Linked DNA regions of Homo sapiens: region 1 is linked to region 2. Evidence: chromatin contacts called from ENCODE Hi-C or POLR2A ChIA-PET data. All regions are on one chromosome and are shown on one strand. Each heading gives the region's core, a stretch centred on a gene start or an enhancer-like site at or near the end of the contact. The rest is flanking DNA. Distances are from core to core; before and after follow the strand shown.

Region 1 (2,700 bases), core at 150-2,649, 340 kb before region 2:
TGTGTATATACATATGTATACATATATACACACACATATACATACACATGTATTTATATAGAGAGATATTAGAAATAATTTGTCATTCATTAGAGAAAAAGAATAATTTTTAGATGTGAGCCAAAATTATACTTGATTAATCATGTTATGATTAATAAATTCTGATAGGTTGATCCTACAGAATACCAGATAGTCATTAGACATAGTAATGTAACTCTACATTTATTATCATAAAAAGTAGGTTCAGAATATATTGCTGAGCTTTGACAACAGCAACAAAAAAGCACTATCTATAAATCCACATAAAGATTGTAGTTTGAAAGGATATTCACCAAAATGTTAGTAGTGCTTTATCTGTGGGTGGCTGGATTTAGACTAACGTTTACTTTCTTTGTACATTTAAAAAAAAATTATATGGCAAGAATGTGTTGTTTTAAAATTAGAAAAACACGAACTGTTTTCATTAAAAGAAAAAAATTAGCCCTGCCTTTCAGATATGTCCAACTCAGCTACTACATTTGACTATTGAGGCAAAAAATACAGAAACTGTATAATGTTCCTCATGAGAAATACAGGAAAGCTACATTCTGAGAATCAAGGTGAGCTACGTGGTTCTTATTTTCCTTTGGAAAGACACAGTTCTTTCAAGTACCCCTAATAAGGTGGATGGCTCCCAAGAACGATATGTAACAATATACAGTATAAACACTCAAAACCTGAAATGGGCCGTCCACGGAGGCTTTGGGTTTTTCATGTCACAGGCTCTGACCAAGCTTCCCTGCCTGGGATAGACTCTTCCTGAGGCTCACATCTACAGTAAATGTAATTACACTTTAATGGTATTCATCGCATTCTGTCACTTTTTCCATTGCTCCTATTTTTAACCAGCACAATGGGAACATTTGTCCTCTGATTCACTGAGCGGTTTTAGGCCAGGAATCTGGCTTTTAAAATGACAGTACCCTTAATCCTATCGCTGACTTTTCAAATGAAATAACAGCCTGTAATTAAAACAATGGCACACAGGCAGCCTCCGTGGGATAAGAATAGCAACTCAGCATGGAATTCAGGTAATGGCATTTATCAGCGGCTGTGTCAGGAGGAAGGGATGGAGAAGCAGGCTCTGGTCCTGGCGGTGTGGCCTTTGCAAGTCACTTCAAAGTCCTGAGCTGCAGTCCCTATGAAAGAGGCATGGGTTCTTAGAGTCCTTTCAGTTAGGTGTACCCAGCAGAGTGAACAAAACCAACCTGAGACTTCTGCTCCTCTGGAAGAACCCTGGGGTCCTGCTCATTCAAGCAATGCACATGGGATGTCCAAAGCTATTGGGGCAGTTGGGACCCCCCGTCCGAGCAAATGTCATGGAGAAGTGGGCTCTATGTCCTCTCCCCCCGAGTCTCAGCCAACTTGCGCCAGCTTCAACTTCTAGAATGTAGTGAGTGTGATGCTCTGTGATGCCCCAGGCTAGGTCACAAAAGGCCACATACCTTCTTGAGCTCTTCATTTGCTTGCTCTTGTGACACTTCCTCTTGGAACCTGGCTCCTGTGACATGCAGAGCCAGAGCCATGCGCAAGGGGTGCACCGGTGCTCCAGCCAACAGTCCCAGCTGAGCTCAATCTTCCAGCCACCTCAGCCTGGCCCCAGACATAGGCGGGATGACCCACCTGAGTATCTCCCAGTATTTTGTTCCTATGTTGGGTTTTGTTTTTTGGGGGTTTTTTGCTTTTTTTTTTTTTTTTTTTTTTTTGAGACAGGATCTCCCTCTGTCATCCAGGCTGGAGTGCTGTGGCGTGATCTCGGCTCACTGCAACCTCTACCTCCCAGATTCAAGCGATTCTCCTGCTTTAGCCTCCTGAGAAGCTGGGATTACAGGCATGCACCACTATGTCCTGCAGATTTTTTTTTGTATTCTTAGTAGAGATGGGGATTCACCATATTGGCCACACTGGTCTCCAACTCCTGGCCTCAGGTAATCCACCCACCTCAGCCTCCCAAAGTGTTGGGATTACAGGCGTGAACCAACCTGCCCAGCCCTCCCCCAGTGTTTTGAGCCTATCTTGTCGAGGCCCCAGACATTGTGGAGCAAAGGCAAGCCCTGGCCACATGGGTCTTGATCCATGGAATTTGGGAGCATGTCCCAAAAGGTGGTTGTTCATGCCACTAGGTTTGTGATGGGTTGCTGGGTAGCAAAAGCAACTGGAACTCCAAGTCTGATGTAAGAGTTTACGTAGACCGGGCGCAGTGGCTCACGCCTGTAATCCCAGCACTTAGGGAGGCCGAGATGGGTGGATCACGAGGTCAGGAGACGGAGACCATCCTGGCTAACATGGTGAAACCCCATCTCTATTAAAAGTACAAAAAATTAGCTGGGCATGGTGGCGGGTGCCTGTAGTCCCAGCTACTCGGGAGGCTGAGGCAGGAGAATGGTGTGAACCTGGGAGGCGGAGCTTGCAGCGCGCCAAGGTCGTACTCCAGCCTGGGCGACAGTGCAAGACCGTCTCAAAAAAAAAAAAAAAAAAGAGCTTACGTAATAAACACTTATTTAGCTTGCAGTGTACAAGACCCTGTCCTAAGCAAAATGCAAATATTAGTTTGTGTTATAATTAAAATTCATCTCTATAACAGGTCTGTGAGGTCCATAGTATTACTGCCTATATTTTACAGGTGAAGACACTGAAACTCAGAAGAGTTATGTAACTTGC
Region 2 (2,700 bases), core at 154-2,653:
ACTTGGTGGGGGAGGGGGAGGGAAGCCCCTTCTAGAAGGTCTGGGCTCTCCCTGGAGACTCTGATGAGGGTCTGAGGAAGTGGGATCCATCCTGTGCTGGCTGCTGTTTCCAAGACAGTCTCAGGAACAGCAGGATTGACTACTGTTTGGGTGCCAGCAAGAGCAAGGAGGGCTCAGCATTTGGGGATTCGTAGCAAAAGAGGGGTGCAGCAAAGCGGCTCTAGGGCACGATTGGTGAGGAAGCAGTGCTCACTCAAGGGAGATCATCCTGGCATTTTCCAGCTATAGGTTGACCCCGGGAGAAATGGCATTTTCGGCGGATGCTGCAGCTGGCTTTATCAGAGTGTGTCCTCCCAGCGGGATTAACAGCTAGGCTGCTTTCTTCTCTTTTCAGTCCAGGCTGATTTTGACTGTCACAGAGAAAAGTGTTCAAGAAGATGTTGAAGAAATATTCACCCTGACTGCAAATCCCCACACTGAGAAGTATTCCTTCTATTTACTTTGTACCTCCTATAATAACAAGGACAGCCTTCTTCACATGGTTGTCATGCAAATGCCTATAGAATAAATGAATGCATGCAAGAACGAATGAGTTATATGTTTTAAATAACGTTTTGGTTTTTTTAAAAATGTGCTAAATGTTTTAGGTATGTTAACTCCTTATGCCAACCTTATGAACATGTCATAGGACAATCTATTGTTATCCTCATTTTACAGATAAGGAAACGGAGGCTTTGAGGCATTAAGGCGCTTGCACAAGGTTGCAGCAAGTGTGGAATCGGGACCAGAAGACAGACAAGACAGGTTGGTCTGACTCCAGAACCTGCAGGCTGCGATGATACAGCTCAAGAGTGACACTGCTCCCTCAGAAGCCTGTGCCACCTCTTGTATTTCGGTTGTTTATTATTTTACTTTTTTATTATACTCCAGGTTCCTCAAAGGCAAAGGACCCTGTCCTAATTCATCCCCCCATTATCTTGCACAGAGCTCTGCTTGTAGTCTTTCATGGATACTTGATGATTCAATGAATAAAGAAGAAAGAGAGGGACAGAAGAGAAGGAGAGGATGGAAGGAAGGAAAGGAGGGAGGGGAAGGAAGGAGGGGGCTGTCATTTTGGTCAAATTTCCTTCATAAGGACAAGAGATGGGTAAGGCGAGCCCTTGTCTTTTGCGCCACCTGCTGGACATCCTCCAGTACTGCAGGGGACTGGAGAGCCCGGGTATGAGCTGCGAGCAGGATTTCCCTGCTTTCCAAAGATTTGGGATACATCAGCGACGTTGACAAGGCTTCGCTGAGAACCCAGGACGAATGGCTTCAAGACGACAAACCATAGGCCATATCATTGTGAAGCAGGACCACCCTAGATGTCTCTCCACTGTCACATGCCCTAGGCAGAGTTGGACGTCCCTCTGTCAAAGAGGCCAGTTGGAAGATCCTGTTGTCAACCAGCTCCATTTCCCCGCTGACCTACATAGCTACCCTTCTTCATCTCCGCTTGATCTTCAGGTGGCGCTGTGTCACACACTCTAGCTTTAAGTTTCTCTGTGCTCAGGCCTCTTTCTTGAGTGGCTATTACTTTAAAATATTTTATATTTAAAGATATTGGAGACCTTCACTTAAAGGAGCCCTGGAATGAGTCCTTTTATGAAGCCAAGGACCTTTTCACAAAGCCAAAGGATTTACCTTTATTGTACATTTAAAAGATTTTTTACAAAATCCTGGACACAGCTGTATAAATAGTAAAAGAGGATGAACTGATTATCTTTTACTGATCATGGTGAAACCAAAATCACCTAGTTTCACAGATATGTGGAAGGTTTCTCCTGGAGTCTGTAAGAGTGACAGCAGGTCAGAGAATGGATTAAGAGTCTGGGGAAATGAACTCTTGGGCAAACTTGCTTACTAGATACAAACCGAGTATAGTGCTCTGTCCTTCCCAACAATGGTGACAGCGGCCGCAGCTCCTTCCTCAAAAAGCCTGTTTTCATGCTGCTTCCTCCATTTACAGGGAAGTATCAGTGGTTACCACGCCAAGGGAGAGTGGCTTTGTAACATAGCTTTGGAAGCCTGAGTCCTGTGTCTCTGCCCCTTTGTTAGGTGCTGTAAGGTGAAGACTGTAGGATTTGAGTCATATCTAGTTTCAGATTTTGTCCCCAGCCCTCACTAGGTGTGGTTCAGTTAACCTAAGCTCACTAAACTTCACTTTCCTCACCTGTGAAATGGGATAACAAACTCATCTGCCAGGGTTATTCTGAGGATAGATAAATTCATGTAAACATAGTAAGCTCCAAAGAAATGGTAGCTGTTATTATCCCGAGTGGAGATGGGTGAGGCCTCTAGTAATCTATATCTTCATTCTCTCCTTCCTTCTAGGAATACGCTCAGCTTACAAACTACAGTTCCAATGGCCAATACGATAAAAGGAAGTTATTGGGTGAAACCTCAGGAAATGCTATTGAAGGGGAAGCTTATGCTTCTGACAGTCAGCCTCTGAGCTTTCCCTCTTCTTTCTTTTCCCTGCCTGGGACTCAGGAGTGAGAGGGGAGCTGAAGCAGATGTCGTGACCATGATGTAGGCTTGTGGAGAAATGCCATGTTTTAGGACTGGTGAAGCAGAAGACAGAGTTGGGGTCTCTCATGACATCGTGGGGCCTCCCTAGCAGCCCTGGACCACCTGCTTCTGAGAAATTTCAGATTACAT

The links. A loop is a pair of places that touch in the nucleus more often than their neighbours do. ChIA-PET counts read pairs that join two places held with the same protein, here RNA polymerase II (POLR2A). Pooled maps may share reads with other maps.
Region 1: a map of GM12878 shows a loop between it and region 2 (5-fold over the local background). The contact joins the promoter of LINC01849 here to the enhancer-like site in region 2. A Hi-C loop is called at or near these places in 5 of 168 maps with a recorded cell type or tissue (CD4-positive, alpha-beta memory T cell, CD8-positive, alpha-beta T cell, GM12878 and 2 more), 9 of 37 single-sample maps with no recorded cell type and 12 of 50 pooled maps. POLR2A ChIA-PET finds 5 or more read pairs at or near these places in 1 of 52 experiments (PC-9).

What each region holds. Positions count from the first base shown.
Region 1 is chr2:100,602,438-100,605,137 of GRCh38, reverse strand. LINC01849 (long intergenic non-protein coding RNA 1849) reads right to left here and starts at 1,399. Exons shown (of 3, transcript NR_146956.1): 1 at 1,248-1,399. RefSeq lists an enhancer at 754-1,397.
Region 2 is chr2:100,261,521-100,264,220 of GRCh38, reverse strand. No RefSeq gene overlaps it. Among named protein-coding and RNA genes, the nearest start is that of LINC01104, 55 kb to the right of the region's middle. Within about 2 kb of position 1,403, at least 2 of the 41 ENCODE cell types and tissues checked have a DNase peak (open chromatin) inside an H3K27ac peak, as active enhancers do.